Regions from separate parts of the Homo sapiens genome. Here region 2 is linked to region 1. Evidence: chromatin loops called from intact Hi-C (ENCODE). Cell type or tissue: endothelial cell of umbilical vein. All regions are shown on one strand. Each heading gives the region's core, and the rest is flanking DNA. Links, peaks and the distances in the headings are about the cores only.

Region 1 (8,783 bases), core at 323-8,322:
GCCACAAAGATACTCCTCGAGAAGAGCAACTCCAAGACACATAATTGTCAGATTCACCAAAGTTGAAATGAAGGAAAAAATGTTAAGGGCAGCCAGAGAGAAAGGTCGGGTTACCCTCAAAGGAAAGCCCATCAGACTAACAGCGGATCTCTCGGCAGAAACCCTACAAGCCAGAAGAGAGTGGGGGCCAATATTCAACATTCTTAAAGAAAAGAATTTTCAACCCAGAATTTCATATCCAGCCAAACTAAGCTTCATAAGTGAAGGAGAAATAAAATACTTTATAGACAAGCAAATGCTGAGAGATTTTGTCACCACCAGGCCTGCCCTAAAAGAGCTCCTGAAGGAAGCGCTAAACATGGAAAGGAACAACCGGTACCAGCCGCTGCAAAATCATGCCAAAATGTAAAGACCGTCGAGACTAGGAAGAAACTGCATCAACTAACGAGCAAAATCACCAGCTAACATCATAATGACAGGATCAAATTCACACATAACAATATTAACTTTAAATATAAATGGACTAAATTCTGCAATTAAAAGACACAGACTGGCAAGTTGGATAAAGAGTCAAGACCCATCAGTGTGCTGTATTCAGGAAACCCATCTCACGTGCAGAGACACACATAGGCTCAAAATAAAAGGATGGAGGAAGATCTACCAAGCCAATGGAAAACAAAAAAAGGCAGGGGTTGCAATCCTAGTCTCTAATAAAACAGACTTTAAACCAACAAAGATCAAAAGAGACAAAGAAGGCCATTACATAATGGTAAAGGGATCAATTCAACAAGAGGAGCTAACTATCCTAAATATTTATGCACCCAATACAGGAGCACCCAGATTCATAAAGCAAGTCCTGAGTGACCTACAAAGAGACTTAGACTCCCACACATTAATAATGGGAGACTTTAACACCCCACTGTCAACATTAGACAGATCAACGAGACAGAAAGTCAACAAGGATACCCAGGAATTGAACTCAGCTCTGCACCAAGCGGACCTAATAGACATCTACAGAACTCTCCACCCCAAATCAACAGAATATACATTTTTTTCAGCACCACACCACACCTATTCCAAAATTGACCACATAGTTGGAAGTAAAGCTCTCCTCAGCAAATGTAAAAGAACAGAAATTATAACAAACTGTCTCTCAGACCACAGTGCAATCAAACTAGAACTCAGGATTAAGAATCTCACTCAAAGCTGCTCAACTACTTGGAAACTGAACAACCTGCTCCTGAATGACTACTGGGTACATAACGAAATGAAGGCAGAAATAAAGATGTTCTTTGAAACCAACGAGAACAAAGACACGACATACCAGAATCTCTGGGACGCATTCAAAGCAGTGTGTAGAGGGAAATTTATAGCACTAAATGCCTACAAGAGAAAGCAGGAAAGATCCAAAATTGACACCCTAACATCACAATTAAAAGAACTAGAGAAGCAAGAGCAAACACATTCAAAAGCTAGCAGAAGGCAAGAAATAACTAAGATCAGAGCAGAACTGAAGGAAATAGAGACACAAAAAACCCTTCAAAAAATCAGTGAATCCAGGAGCTGGTTTTTTGAAAGGATGAACAAAATTGATAGACCGCTAGCAAGACTAATAAAGAAAAAAAGAGAAGAATCAAATAGACACAATAAAAAATGATAAAGGGGATATCACCACCGATCCCACAGAAATACAAACTACCATCAGAGAATACTACAAACAACTCTACGCAAATAAACTAGAAAATCTAGAAGAAATGGATACATTCCTCGACACATACACTCTCCCAAGACTAAACCAGGAAGAAATTGAATCTCTGAATAGACCAATAACAGGCTCTGAAATTGTGGCAATAATCAATAGTTTACCAACCAAAAAGAGTCCAGGACCAGATGGATTCACAGCCGAATTCTGCCAGAGGTACAAGGAGGAACTGGTACCATTCCTTCTGAAACTATTCCAATCAATAGAAAAAGAGGGAATCCTCCCTAACTCATTTTATGAGGCCAGCATCATTCTGATACCAAAGCCGGGCAGAGACACAACCAAAAAAGAGAATTTTAGACCAATATCCTTGATGAACATTGATGCAAAAATCCTCAATAAAATACTGGCAAACCGAATCCAGCAGCACATCAAAAAGCTTATCCACCATGATCAAGTGGGCTTCATCCCTGGGATGCAAGGCTGGTTCAATATACACAAATCAATAAATGTAATCCAGCATATAAACAGAGCCAAAGACAAAAACCACATGATTATCTCAATAGATGCAGAAAAAGCCTTTGACAAAATTCAACAACCCTTCATGCTAAAAACTCTCAATAAATTAGGTATTGATGGGACGTATCTCAAAATAATAAGAGCTATCTATGACAAACCCACAGCCAATATCATACTGAATGGGCAAAAACTGGAAGCATTCCCTTTGAAAACTGGCACAAGACAGGGATGCCCTCTCTCACCGCTCCTATTCAACATAGTGTTGGAAGTTCTGGCCAGGGCAATCAGGCAGGAGAAGGAAATAAAGGGTATTCAATTAGGAAAAGAGGAAGTCAAATTACCCCTGTTTGCAGACGACATGATTGTTTATCTAGAAAACCCCATCGTCTCAGCCCAAAATCTCCTTAAGCTGATAAGCAACTTCAGCAAAGTCTCAGGATACAAAATCAATGTACAAAAATCACAAGCATTCTTATACACCAACAACAGACAAACAGAGAGCCAAATCATGAGTGAACTCCCATTCACAATTGCTTCAAAGAGAATAAAATACCTAGGAATCCAACTTACAAGGGATGTGAAGGACCTCTTCAAGGAGAACTACAAACCACTGCTCAAGGAAATAAAAGAGGACACAAAGAAATGGAAGAACATTCCATGCTCATGGGTAGGAAGAATCAATATTGTGAAAATGGCCATACTGCCCAAGGTAATTTACAGATTCAATGCCATCCCCATCAAGCTACCAATGACTTTCTTCACAGAATTGGAAAAAACTACTTTAAAGTTCATATGGAACCAAAAAAGAGCCCGCGTCGCCAAGTCAATCCTAAGCCAAAAGAACAAAGCTGGAGGCATCACACTACCTGACTTCAAACTATACTACAAGGCTACAGTAACCAAAACAGCATGGTACTGGTACCAAAACAGAGATATAGATCAATGGAACAGAACAGAGCCCTCAGAAATAATGCCGCATATCTACAACTATCTGATCTTTGACAAACCTGAGAAAAACAAGCAATGGGGAAAGGATTCCCTATTTAATAAATGGTGCTGGGAAAACTGGCTAGCCATATGTAGAAAGCTGAAACTGGATCCCTTCCTTACACCTTATACAAAAATCAATTCAAGATGGATTAAAGATTTAAACGTTAGACCTAAAACCATAAAACCCTAGAAGAAAACCTAGGCATTACCATTCAGGACATAGGCGTGGGCAAGGACTTCATGTCCAAAACACCAAAAGCAATGGCAACAAAAGCCAAAATTGACAAATGGGATCTAATTAAACTAAAGAGCTTCTGCACAGCAAAAGAAACTACCATCAGAGTGAACAGGCAACCTACAACATGGGAGAAAATTTTCGCAACCTACTCATCTGACAAAGGGCTAATATCCAGAATCTACAATGAACTCAAACAAATTTACAAGAAAAAAACAAACAACCCCATCAAAAAGTGGGCGAAGGACATGAACAGACACTTCTCAAAAGAAGACATTTATGCAGCCAAAAAACACATGAAAAAATGCTCATCATCACTGGCCATCAGAGAAATGCAAATCAAAACCACTATGAGATATCATCTCACAGCAGTTAGAATGGCAATCATTCAAAAGTCAGGAAACAACAGGTGCTGGAGAGGATGTGGAGAAATAGGAACACTTTGACACTGTTGGTGGGACTGTAAACTAGTTCAACCATTGTGGAAGTCAGTGTGGCAATTCCTCAGGGATCTAGAACTAGAAATACCATTTGACCCAGCCATCCCATTACTGGGTATATACCCAAATGACTATAAATCATGCTGCTATAAAGACACATGCACACGTATGTTTATTGCGGCATTATTCACAATAGCAAAGACTTGGAACCAACCCAAATGTCCAACAATGATAGACTGGATTAAGAAAATGTGGCACATATACACCATGGAATACTATGCAGCCATAAAAAATGATGAGTTCATGTCCTTTGTAGGGACATGGATGAAATTGGAAACCATCATTCTCAGTAAACTATCGCAAGAACAAAAAACCAAACACCGCATATTCTCACTCATAGGTGGGAATTGAACAATGAGATCACATGGACACAGGAAGGGGAATATCACACTCTGGGGACTGTGGTGGGGTGGGGGGAGGGGGGAGGGATAGCATTGGGAGATATACCTAATGCTAGATGACGCGTTAGTGGGTGCAGCGCACCAGCATGGCACATGTATACATAGGTAACTAACCTGCACAATGTGCACATGTACCCTAAAACTTAAAGTATAATAAAATAAATAAATAAATAAATAAATAAATAAATAAATGGAATTAGGAAGGGGGTTATGTTTATATTATTTTAGCTTTGAAATACATTTTATTTTATTTTATTTTTTTGAGACAGAGTTTCGCTCTTGTTGCCCAGGCTGGAGTGCAATGGCACGATCTCGGCTCACTGTAACCTCTGTCTACCAGGTTCAAGCGATTCTCCTGCCTCAGCCTCCTGAGTAGCTGGGATTACAGGCATGTGCCACCACGCCCGGCTAATTTTTTATTTTTAATAGAGACAGGGTTTCTCCATGTTGGTCAGGGTGGTCTCAAACTCCCGACCTCAGGTGATCCACCCACCTCAGCCTCCCAAAGTGCTGTGATTACAGGTGTGAGCCACTGCTCCTGGCTAGATTTTATTTTTTAAGCTTATGTTAGTTTGGAACTCCACTCTGACATTCTGTATGCTTCTTGCCATTTTACAAAGTAGTGTCACCACTTTCCTTTGTGTGTTTAATCTTTTCCTTCAACTAATTTCTTGGCTTTTATGTAACTATTATTTTTATTTTATTCTTGCATAGGAGGCTGATCCGATAGAGTAATACCTAATTATATCACCATGAGATGGCAAAACGGAATGTCAGATCTGTAGACTTTTGACAGGAAAGTGAGTATGTGTGTGTTTTTGAGACCTCTTACTCCATCTTGTGGTGATATCATATAATTATATCAATTACTCTTGCATTCCTAATAGTCATATGTGTGTCTCACAACTCGTTACGTGGTTAGGCATTGCCCTAGTTATTGGTAAATTTGCATTAGTTATTTGGTTATTAGTAAATATATATGATAACATTAAGACTTGTGTATAGTTAAAAATGGAAATACTTTTGCTTTGGTATTGTCCTTTCACTTAAGAGTTTGAAGTACTTCATTAGCATTATTTTTTTAACTCTTGAGATGTGAACAAAGCAAGCAGATTTTAAGGTATATCTCCTGGCTAACCTAAGCCATGTAGTTAAGTCACACAGCAAGTTAATGAATGGATCCTACCTAAAACACGATAAACTTAAAACTAGTTGTTAATCTTGTAACTAGAACAAAGTGTTATCACACAACTAGTTGAATGGCTGAGCTAGCGTTTGAACTCCAGTAGTCTGGCTTCAGAGCCCAGGCTCTTCATCTTAACCAGATTGTTCTTTAACAGCGTGAAATAGAACACAGAACCCCTGACTTTCGAACTCAACTGCAATGATTCTTAAGTATTATAAATCAAGATTGGATTCTTGTGGTTAAGACTGCATTTTTTTTTGATGATAGGCATCCTCTGCAGTAATGGAGGGTCTAATGGAGTATTTAAAAACATAAATTATGTGATAAATGATTTACAATATATGCTAAATCTTTTGGGAGGAAATTTTGATTAGGAAACAAATATCATCCATGTGTTTAAATGTTTTCCTAGAATTAGATAAGGTAAAATACAAATGAAACTGAGCATTTTATTTAGAATTTGCTTAGAAATTTTGCATTAGTTTATTTAGGGTTATTATTGACAACTGAAGATTCTGAACTGTTCGGCTTGAAGGAAATATCCCACAAGGTTAATTGATAGGAATCAATTCTGACTTTACACTCTGTGTCAGTTTTCTGAGTTCTTTACAATAAGCCTGTTTTTTCCTTGCAAATTGAGAAATACTTTGGTTAATAGAATGGTTTCTAACAATATACTGCACGTATTAGCTTCAATAAATTCTAGAAACCAGAATCCGCTGCTATTGTTTTGTTTTTTTCCAGATAGTGTTCCAAGTCTACAAAATTGAGTACCTTTCTCCATGTGTTTTAAGATTCATTAGACTTTTATTGTAACACAAACATTATCACAGTACTGTAATGCTTAATGTTAACATTTTCTGGTTTCCAGTTGAATGCCTTTAAGTATAATCTGAGGTGAGACTTATTTTAATGAGTCAGTGGATGGACTTTAAGGGAAAGGGTCTGTGAGAGCCAAAATTTAGTTAACTGCTGCTCTAGAGACAGCTTATTTGTTAGAAACATGAGTTGAATCCTGGCCCCTCTCACTAAGTTACAGTCCTTTATCTACAAAATTACACTTACCTCATAGTGTCCTGAAGAATAAATGCACAGCATGTAACACAGTGCATGGTGGTACAGTAAGCACTTAGTAAACATGAGCTATCATTAGGGCTAAGCACTGGACAAATTATCTCCAGGTATTGCAAGGTATTTTCTCCAGTAGGCTGTGAATATAATTTTAAATTTTCATGGGAAATTAATCTACTTAAAACATTTTAATTAGTAAGGAAAAGTCTGATTTTAATTGTTTTATTGTCCTAACATAGTGGTTTATGAATGCTTTTCTGCCCTTGTGGTGGTTCACTGACTTCCATGTGAGAAGTAGTAGAGTTGCTTAGATGCCGTTATTTCTACTGACCTTGACCAAGTGACAAGAGCATGATTTCCATGAAGCAGTTACCATGAATCTGAAATCACACCTTCAGTTTTAGTTCTTTCCCTTTGTTTTTTAACAATTTTGCTTATTATGTTTTCCCAGAATCACCATGATCGATTACTTCTGCTCATCATAAACATCTAGTTCCTAAGCAGGATATGAGAATCTGCCTTCCTGTGACCTCTCCTGGGCTCAGTGACACTCCAGTCGCCGCCCCACCCCACATCAATGCCACTTCCAAGTTTGACTTGCATCTTACAAACCATATTTCTGTTTACTTTTTTTCTGCCCTGGGACATTTTTAATAACTTTTAGATAACAACTTCAACAAAAATTTACCTCCCACCAAGAGAAGTTGTCTTTATTGTGAGAAGTTGTCTTTATTCCCAAGAAGGGGAATAACTTACTCTTTAAGTCAGTTTTATTACAGGTAAATTTGTACCAGCTTTTTCCTCTACTTGTGTTAAGACCTGTCTCCAATAGACATTCCAATTGAGGATTGTGGAAATAGCAAATTACATTGGTGTCTGCCCACCACTGAAGGCAAAAAGCTGGTTTATCTAGGCCACAGGCAGAGCCCGCAGGGGAGGCAGGTAACTTCTCGGACCACCAGATTATCTTGATCTTCAGCCAGCTTTATTGTTGTTCTACATTTTAATAAACACTACATGTTTATTTTATTTTATTTTATATGTGTTATGTTATGTTATGTTATTTTTTTTGAGGCAGAGTCTCCCTGTTTCTCCCAGGCTGGAGCACAGTGGTGAGATCTCGGCTCACTGCAACCTCCGCCTCCCAGGTTCAAACGACTCTCGTGCCTCAGCCTCGCGAGTAGCTGGGACTACAGACATGCACCACCATGTCCGCCTAACTTTTCTATTTTTGTAGAGATGGGGTTTTGCCAGGTTGCCCAGGATGATCTTGAACTCCTGACCTCAATTGATCCTCTCTCCTCAGCCTCCCAGAGTGCTGGGATTACAGGCGTGAGCACTGCGCGCCTGGCCTGTTTTATTATTTTGAAGATTACAGTATAGGTTTCTAGGAAGCCTGGATGGAGGTTCTCATATTCTAGGTAATATTTAGCTATTTAATAAAAATTTATTTTCAAAACCTTAAAGTTTGTGGATTACATACAATACAGTTTTTGACTTGGTGCATGAATGTATTGAAATGAACTTGATACCATTATATTCACTTTAAAGCATATCGGCACAATTTCCTAGAACCAATCTCTAATGACTATTCCTGAAACTTTTCATACTTGTCATATTTTTCCATTCAACTATGTTATTTACTTATTTATTTTAATTTTTTTGAGATGGAGTCTTGCCCTGTCACCCAGGCCGGAGTGGAGTGGTGCGATCTTGGCTCACTGCAACAGCCTGCCTCATGGCTTCGAGCGATTCTCCTGCCTCAGCCTTCTGAGTAGCTGGGGTTACAGGCGCACGCTACCACACCTGGCTAATTTTTGTGCTTTTAGTAGAGACAGGTGTCATCATGTTGGCCAGGCTGGTCTTGAACTCCTGACCTCAGGTGATCTGCCTGCCTCAGCCTCCCAAAGTGCTGGGATTACAAGCCTGAGCCACTGCACCCGGCCTTGACTATGTTATTTAAATCACTAGTGCCTAAACTTTGCTAAAGTGATATAGTAATAGCTCAAATAATCGTAATAAGGATATTTTCAGAATAAAAAAGAATATCATGGAAGTTATTACCCAAGTAAAACTTCATTCCAATCTTTGCATTTTACCTTCTCTCAACTATGAGAAGTCAGGAATATTGTCTATCTTGGTTACCATTATATTTCCAACAAAGAAGAATAAAAGAAAG
Region 2 (8,783 bases), core at 784-8,783, 490 kb before region 1:
GTCCATGAGTTCAAGACAAGCTTGGGCTTGTCTTGATATGGAGACCCCATCTCCACAAAAAATTTTTAAAATTAGCTGGATATGGTGGTCTTTGCCTGTAGTCCTAGCTACTTGGGAGGCTGAGGTGGGAGAATTACATGAGCCCAGGAGTTCAAGGCTTCAGTGTGCCATGATCTTGCCACTGCATTCCAGTCTGGGTGCAGAGTGAGACCCTGTCTCAACAAAAAGTTTTTTAAAAGGTTAACAAAGCTACATTTTTAAGTTGACACTTTCACTTTTGTCTGTCTTCTATCAATGAATACATGTCAGAAATAAGCTTGATATCATAAAGGAATATGATGTAAACATTGTCAGCTATCAAATCAAATGTTAGAGGAGGGTAGAAAGAGAAAGTTGCCCTGGGGAGCAGCAGAACACTTCCTTTCTGTCCTCAGAGATGGTTCCCTTACCTTTCTTGGATCTTAAAAAGACACTCTTACCTGTAGTGATTCAAGTAATTTCCCCCTTAAATTTCTCCGTATGTGCCTGCTAATGCTTCAAATTCCCTTGAAGGAGAACGAAACCTTTCATTTTTCAGATGTTTGCTAATAAAAAGCCAATTGTTTATTGAATTTACAATGAATTTGACAAAGGATTTTGAAGTCAATGCAATGGAAAGACTTTCAATTTTGTTTAAGCTTAAGAATTAATTAATTAATGCTTTAGACACATTAATCTGGCTGCTGCATGTGAAAGAGAGAAACAGAGATTCGAGTTGGAAAACCCAGTTAAGAGTTGAATAAGCCGGTCGGGCGTGGTGGCTCATGCCTGTAATCCCAGCACTTTGGGAGGCCAAGGCGGGTGGATCACTTGAGGTCAGGAGTTTGAGACCAGCCTGGCCAACATGGTGAAACCCTGTCTCCACTAAAAATACAAAACTTAGCTGGGTGTTGTGGTGGATGCCTGTAATCCCAGCCATTTGGGAGGCGGAGGCAGGAGAATTGCTTGAAACCCGGGTTTCAGTGAGCCAATATTGCACCACTGCATTCCAGCCTGGGCAACAGAGCGAGACTCTGTCTCAAAAAAAAAGGTTGAATAAGCCACCATGGAAAGGAAGTAGCACCAAACATATGATATCAGTAGGACTTGCCAACTGATTTTATGTGAGGTAATCAAAATATTGACAACATTCCTGGTCTGGAATCCTTCTGACCTAAATGGTTTTTTACTAGTGACAAGTACTAGTAGAAGGGTTATAACACATAAGACAAAGGAAAAATTAGAACCTAACATTCAAAAAAAGCTAAAAACTCATTTCACATTTTATAGATGTGTTGTAAGGCTCTGCAGGTCCTACAGAGTAAGAGGTGATAAGATGGGATCTCCATTTATTTCAAAACACCAAACGAGCTGTAAAAAGGGATATATTAAATGCTACTATAGAAGGATCTCCACGATATATTAAGTGAAAAAAGTGAGGTGAAAGAAAAAGACAAATGTTATGTACAGGCTAGACGTACCTCTACTGAGTATTTTTGCCGAAAGAAGTCAAACCTGAATCTGCCAACCTCCTCTAAATGAGTTCTCAAAGTGCAGTTTAGAAAACCCCTCTGTGTCACGGAGACAGGAACACCATGAAGTCAAAGGTATTTTCTTAAATGATACTATTATTTGCCTTTTTCACTTTCATTCTGTCCTGAATAAACAGTGGAGTTTTCCAGTGGCTACATGTATGATATCACAACAGACTGAATGCAAAAGCAGTAATGTGAATCTAGCTGTCTTTTATTAAATCAGACATTAGAGATTCAAAAATATAAAACAATACTATTTTTCTACTACATTTTTTATTTAAAAGTCGTACTTATGCTATCCTGTAATGGATTATTTTTATTTTAAATGAATTAAATATTTTTAAATCGTGTTTTAATTTCTGAGTGGTAAATGCCAATATACATAATAAAAACGGAAGCTTCATTGTGTCTTCAATAATTTTTTTTAAGAGACAGGGTCCTGCTCTGTTGCCCAGGCTGGAGCACAGTGGTGAGATAATAACTCACTGCAGCCTACAACTCCAGGGCTCAAGCATTTCTCCTGTCTTAGCCTCCTAAGTAGCTATACTTAGGACTACAGGCTTGTGCAGCCACGCCCAGCTATTTTTTTTTTTGTAAAGGAGGGGTCTCACTATGTTGCCCAGGCTGGACTTGGCCCAAAGTTTTGGGATTACTGGTACCTGGCCTTCAATAATTTTTCAGAGTGAAAAAGAGGGGTCCTGCAATCGAAAAGTTTGTGAACTACTCTTCTAGATAGGTCATTGGCCCTCAACCCTAGAATTAGAATTACTTCAAACACTAGAATTACCTGGAGAATTTAAATACTGATGCCAGGCCTCACTTCTAGACGTTCTGATTTAATGTGCAGGGCCTAATCCCAAGCATCAATTTGAAAAACAAAACAAAACACCCCTCATCCCCTTGAATGTGCAGTCTGGATTGAGAACCACTGCTCTGGATATTATCAATTTAAATACAATATGAAAAAGAGGAACATGTATTATGCTATGGGGGCACAATCATCAAAACGACACAGAAAGTGACTAGACAAAGGATCCCTGCTTAATTAAAGGAACAGATTAAAGCAATTTCCAAGGGAATTTGAAGCATTAACAGGCACATAGGGTGAAATTTAAGGGGAACATCACTTGAATCACACAACAGGTAAGACTGTCTTTTTTAAGATGCCAAGAAAGGTCAAAGGAACCATCTCTGGTCAAAAAAAACGTAACGGATTAAAGCGATTAAGAAAGTGAAGGGGGTAACACTAGGAACTAAAACTAAATTCTGTTAATCTCACACCGCTGGTTTACTGCTCTGGCCTAGTCTCAGCTACTAAATTTCTTCACACAGAACTGGCTCTCCTCGGCCCCTCCCCTCGCCTTTCCTGCTCAATGCTCACCGCCTCCGGACCCCTCCCTCATCAGAAAGCCCAGGCTCCGCTCGTAGAAGTGCGCAGGCGTCACCGCGCATCCAGGAGCCACGTGTCAGGAGTCACGTGTCAGGTGTCACGTGTCAGGCGTCACGTGGCTGGAGGCCGTTGGAGCGCCTGCGCAGCTTTTCCGCACGCGCCTCGCCGGCGCGCGGCTCTCTCAGCGTCCCAAGAGCCACTTTCTCGCCAGTACGATGCTGCAGCGGTTTTCCGGTTTTCCGCTTCCCTTCATCGTAGCTCCCGTACTCATTTTTAGCCACTGCTGCCGGTTTTTATATCCTTCTCCATCATGCATCGTGAGCCTGCGAAAAAGAAGGCAGAAAAGCGGCTGTTTGACGCCTCATCCTTCGGGAAGGACCTTCTGGCCGGCGGAGTCGCGGCAGCTGTGTCCAAGACAGCGGTGGCGCCCATCGAGCGGGTGAAGCTGCTGCTGCAGGTGCAGGCGTCGTCGAAGCAGATCAGCCCCGAGGCGCGGTACAAAGGCATGGTGGACTGCCTGGTGCGGATTCCTCGCGAGCAGGGTGCGTCAAGGCAGGCCGCCCCGACAGCCTCTCCCGGCGCCCTCGTCAGCTTCCCAGAGAAGAGGGTGGCTGGGAGGGGCATGATTGTGGGCCCCACAACCACAGCTACAGCTGTCGGTGATGAATTTGCTTCTTACCCTTCCAGAATTTAGTTTCTGAACCTAACAGGCTCTGCTTTTCCAGGGCCGCGTTGGTCCTGACCAAGTCCTGGTACCGGGGAGACCACTGCCTTCTCTTTCTCTAAATCTGCAGTGCGATTTACACCTTGGTGCACCTGTGCCAGGTCCAGAAGGAGAGTGGTTGACCTCCCAGGATTGAGGGAGATGCCATTAGGCACTCTGCTATAACTAGTGCTCTAAGTTGCTTAAATATTTGTTGGTATAATCACCCCACTATGCTCCAGCATGGGCGACAGAGGAGACCTTGAGTCAAAATCTATATGTATATTTGTTGAAATAGTATGTCTAAGAGAAGTACAAATATGGGAGCACTAGGGCTTACCAGTACTCTGAAACCTATTAGTGAAAAGAGGTTCTGCTTATTCTACTGAAGACCAAGGGGGTACTTCGTTCTGCCCAAAATTCAAGGGGGCCCTAAAAAAAAAAAACCCAACCCTCAGTCATCAAGATAAAAAGTATTTTAAGGCCAGGCGCGGTGGCTCACGCCTATAATCCTAGCACTTTGGAAGGCCGAGGCGGGCGGATCACTTGAGCTCGAGCTCAGGAGTTCTAGACAAGCCTGACTAACATGGCGAAACCCAGTCTATGCTAAATATACAAAAATTAGCCGGGCGTGGTGGCGCACGCCTGCAGTCCCAGCTACTTGCGGGACCCTGATGCGGGGATTTCAGGGAGCCCAGATCGCGCCACCGCACTCCAGCCTGGATGAAGGAGTGAGACCCTGTCTCAAAAAAACAAACAAAACTTTAGGGTCCTTCCGTTTCCGAAGCCCCTCTCTTTCAACTAGAGAGAGAGCTGTTCTCCTTTCTCTTTATTTTTTCTATTAAACCTCCACTCCTAAAAACAGGAAAAAAAAAAAACTTTAAACTATTTTAATGCAATCTTTTAAAAATCAAGTCATGCAAAAGAATTCATAACAAACACAATATATACAAGTTTAAAATAAAGATGGGATCAGTATTACCAGTTTTTCTTTTTGCATCAAGCACTGTCCTTATTTAAAATTTCATTTTTGTTCATCATTGATTTTTTCTATTAATATTGGAATGATTTAAAGAAATAACGAAAGTGCTTTGTGAACCATTGCTGCAAAATGGCTCCCAAGTTAGCTAAAGGGATAAGTCTATCAGATATTTTATATAATCCACCCATATAGTTGGATTCAATAGAAAAATCTGTATGATCTTTTAAAAAGAAATAGACATTTATTGTGTATTCTCAAGAAATGAAGTGGCTTCAACTCCAGTGCAGACCTTTCTTTTAGTCCTGTTCTAGGGCCAGATACTGTCCCATTTAAAAAAGCACCTTGTACCCTAGGAATGCTAGGGATGTGGTTACAACTCTTCCAGACCTGTGGCGTGGAGTATATGGGGTCAGGGGTAGAAACTTAATGCATCATCTGGGAGCTAAGCTCAGGTCTTTCATAGTTTGCCTCTCTCCACTCATTCATTTAATTAAAGCAAGCTTCTCATTTCCCCCAAGATTTTTTCAGGAAAAGCAAGGAACCTGTCTCTTCTTCGTTTATATTCTAAGACTTCTGAAGAGAAGTAGGGGCCTCTCTATTATTAGCTTTTCTGCTTCAAATATTTTGTCAGGTAAAATGAAGTATTCTGGTCAGATAGGGCTGACTAGTGCTAATTTATTTCATATTTTAAATGTTTTTCACAATATTTAAACCTAAACGTATTCAATATGGCCCTTGTAAGTTGATATCATTCTCAGATGTATCCTGGTCCTTGCTTTAAGTTCCAAGATGAGAGGATCATAAGTAGAACTTGAAGATGTTTTCTATTATATATAAAGCTTTATGAAGGTACCATGGTGTATCCTATGCTAAGAGATCAGTAATTTACAAGGATACTATTGCCATCTAGAGGCAATTTCGGAAACTTGTGGGGCAATTTTTTTTTATTTAGCACAAAGATAGAGGGGTATAATCCTACTTTACAATGGTATGAAAGGCAAGGGCCAGGAATGTTAAACGTCCTGCTGCTATATGCAGGCCAGTCATACATGATGAAGATTTATCCCGCAACCTGAATGACTTTTAGATCTCCCCTTCGATTTTCGTGTAGCAGTGAAACCTGTTTATGTTTCTCTAAGCCTAGAAATAACTTAACTCTGATTTACTTATAAACACATTGTCTGGGGCATGATTTTAGTATACACTGATTCCAGTAATGCAGCTACCATATAAGGAAGTAGAAAAAAGATCGTACTTTCTTCTGTTCAGAAGTTTACTAAGAGTTCATCATTGCAGAAACTCATGTCAGCAACTCTGCTTATAGTATTTGGTCATCATTTATACAGGTTGAGTATCCGAAAAGCTTGGGACCAAAAGTTGTGGAATTTTTAATTTTTTCAGATTTTAGAATATTCTCATTATATTTACACATGAGCATCCCTAATCTAAAATCCAAAATGCTCTAATAAGCATTTCCTTTGCCCATGATGTCAGTGCTCAAAAAGTTTCAGATTTGGAGAATTTTGGATTTTTGGATTAGTGATGCTCAACCTGTGTCATCTGTATTTGTAGCTATTGAATCTATGATGATTGTATGTATACTTGTACACATATTTATTTGACGTATTTCAAAATGTCAATATGCAGTTAATTACAACTGAATCGTTATAAGTAGAGGCAAGCTTGACTATTATATTTTTGGTATGGTCATGACCTACCAACTTCCTTATTTTAAAACATAAATTTCTTGCAATTTGCCTTCTCTTTCTTTTTTGAAAGTCAAGACACATGCACATCTCAGGTGTCCTGAAGATTGTTTTTATGTTTTCTCTAATTTTATTCACAACTTTTCCTTTCTTTAGGCCATGTGAAATGAGCTGGAGAAAGAGATATGAACACAGAATGCACAACTAGATGCTCTCTAGTTTCTTACCTTATCTCTACTTTCTTTCCATTACAAGAATAGATCTCTGCATTCTTGCCTTGAATATAGCTTTAAATATCACTTTGAGTGTTTCTGACACTTTTTATAAGCTTTTCTTGGCTTATGAAAGCTTCTGGATTTATCCTTATGTTGTTCTTAAAGATTTATTATATTCTTTAGTTGGTTTTATCACCTGCCAACTTTGTATGTGTACTTTTATTTAACACTGTTTAAACCTTTATTATGCAAATAATGCATAATTATTGTAGAAAATTAGAAAATATAAAGAAGCAAAAAGTAACATCACTGCTAAAGTCACCACAATTAACATTTTGGTTTTTCACTGAGCAAAATATACATATGTAAATATGTGTTTAATCAAAGGAACTGTCTTATTAGTATATTGTAAATGTAGCCTTTTAAAGAACTGATTTTCTGGGTGTGGTGGCTCATGCCTGTAATGCCAGCACTTTGGGAGGCAGAGGTGGGCAGATCACTTGAGGCCAGGAGTTCAAGACCAGCCTGGCCAACATGGTGAAACCCCGTCTCTACTAAAAATACAAAAATTAGCTGGGCATGGTGGCGCACGCCTATAGTCCCAGCTACCTGGGAAGCTGAAACACAAGAATCACTTGAACCTGGGAAGCACAGGCTTCAGTGAGCCAAGATCGTGCCACTACACTCCATCCTGGGTACAGAGGAAGACTGTCTCAAAAAAAAAAAAAAAAAAAAAAAAAAGATCCGTACAGTCTCATTTTTACAAGCCTATCCAAACTCTTCTCTTTTAGGAGTTCCGTGTCACGAGTTTATCAGCTTTCATCTAAGCTTTTCCCAAACCCATTTTTCTGAAGACTTAGAACAGTGAGGTTTTTTAATATCCTAGGGTCCATCTTGAAGATGCTATTTTGGGGTATGGGAAGAAAATATTAGGTATTTTATTTATATGTACTTTAAGTAAAATACAAAAATAAATTTTACTGATATTTAATATATAAATTGGCATTGTCCCCTATGCTTGGGCCCAATGTCAGTTACATATCACGGGACATTAAGGGATCCTGAAAAAAAGAGTGGGAGTTACACAAGGTAGAGGGAATGACAAGCACCCTTCCTCAATAATATATTATTGTTTATGTTTGCCCAATTAACTGGATTTATAGATTCTATTATCAGGTTTTAACTAAATCCTCAAAACATGGACAAAACTTTGAAAAAGATTCTGCCGTGAAAACCAAATCAAGGGTAACACCAATATCAAATGATGAACCACAAGAAAAAGCTGATGCCATTTACTCCAAGAAATGGCGTATTATTTCATCATTCACATGACATTCAGTGTAGAAACAATGACAGTCTAATTGGACCTGAGACAAGAAGACTATTTGAAATATAGATTCCTATATACTATTCTTAAAAATGAACTTCACCCTAACAGTGCCTTGAGATAATAGTAAATGGTGGTGTGAAAGCATCATAATTAGCAAGATGTTTGAAAATATTGTTTTTCATCTTTTAAATAAATGTTTAACTTTGCTCTAATATCATCTAACATTCAAGTTTCCCTAACAACCCTATCTAAATAGCCTTTTATTATTCCCAATCTTCATATATTGTTTTTTTGTTTACAGTTTTTTATTGCTAACAGACATAGTTATTTGCTACCTGTCTCCCTGGTCCCTCCCTCTTAAGATGTAAGCTCCATAAGATCAGGAACATTGTTCCTAGTGCTGTCCCCAGTAGGCACAAAATGTCTGCTGTGGAGGAGGTACCAAATAAAAGTTTTTAAATGAAAAATCTTTATCTCATTCTTTAATTTATATTTTGAGTATGTTTTACAGATGTACATAATATGGTAGTATAGTTGCAAAGGTATATAATTTATTAATGTATACTATTTGGAAGTCATGCAGACTTTTTTTTTAATTGATAGGCATATCATCAAAACATGTTGAACCTCCCCTGCAAAAAAAAAAAAAAAATGTTGGTTTAGACTGTATATCCAAACATGCCTAACATTCTTTTATTTTATTTATTTATTTATTTATTTATTTATTTTTTTTTTTGAGACGGAGTCTCGCTCTGTCGCCCAGGCTGGAGTGCAGTGGCGCGATCTCGGCTCACTGCAAGCTCCGTCTCCCGGGTTCACGCCATTCTCCTGCCTCAGCCTCCCGAGTAGCTGGGACTACAGGCGCCCGCTACCACGCCCGGCTAATTTTTTGTATTTTTAGTAG

Evidence for each region. A loop is a pair of places that touch in the nucleus more often than their neighbours do. Peaks named below come from ENCODE experiments on the same cell type or tissue, not always from the same donor. Only the 100,000 strongest peaks of a DNase experiment are listed, where the experiment ranks them.
Region 2: it touches region 1 in a loop (10-fold over the local background); 2 of 110 quality-filtered maps call a loop at or near these places.

What each region holds. Positions count from the first base shown.
Region 1 is chr4:128,215,294-128,224,076 of GRCh38, forward strand. It overlaps a transcript of LARP1B not described here. Among named protein-coding and RNA genes, the nearest start is that of PGRMC2, 68 kb to the right of the region's middle. In endothelial cell of umbilical vein, for the core only: a CTCF peak has its summit at 5,224 (motif pointing left); a DNase peak (open chromatin) is centred at 5,188; H3K27ac peaks cover 392 bases.
Region 2 is chr4:127,727,293-127,736,075 of GRCh38, forward strand. It overlaps SLC25A31 (solute carrier family 25 member 31), which reads left to right and starts at 3,108. Exons shown (of 6, transcript NM_031291.4): 1 at 3,108-3,485. The coding sequence starts at 3,254. RefSeq lists a silencer at 2,828-2,985. In endothelial cell of umbilical vein, for the core only: a CTCF peak has its summit at 5,537 (motif pointing left); a DNase peak (open chromatin) is centred at 5,529.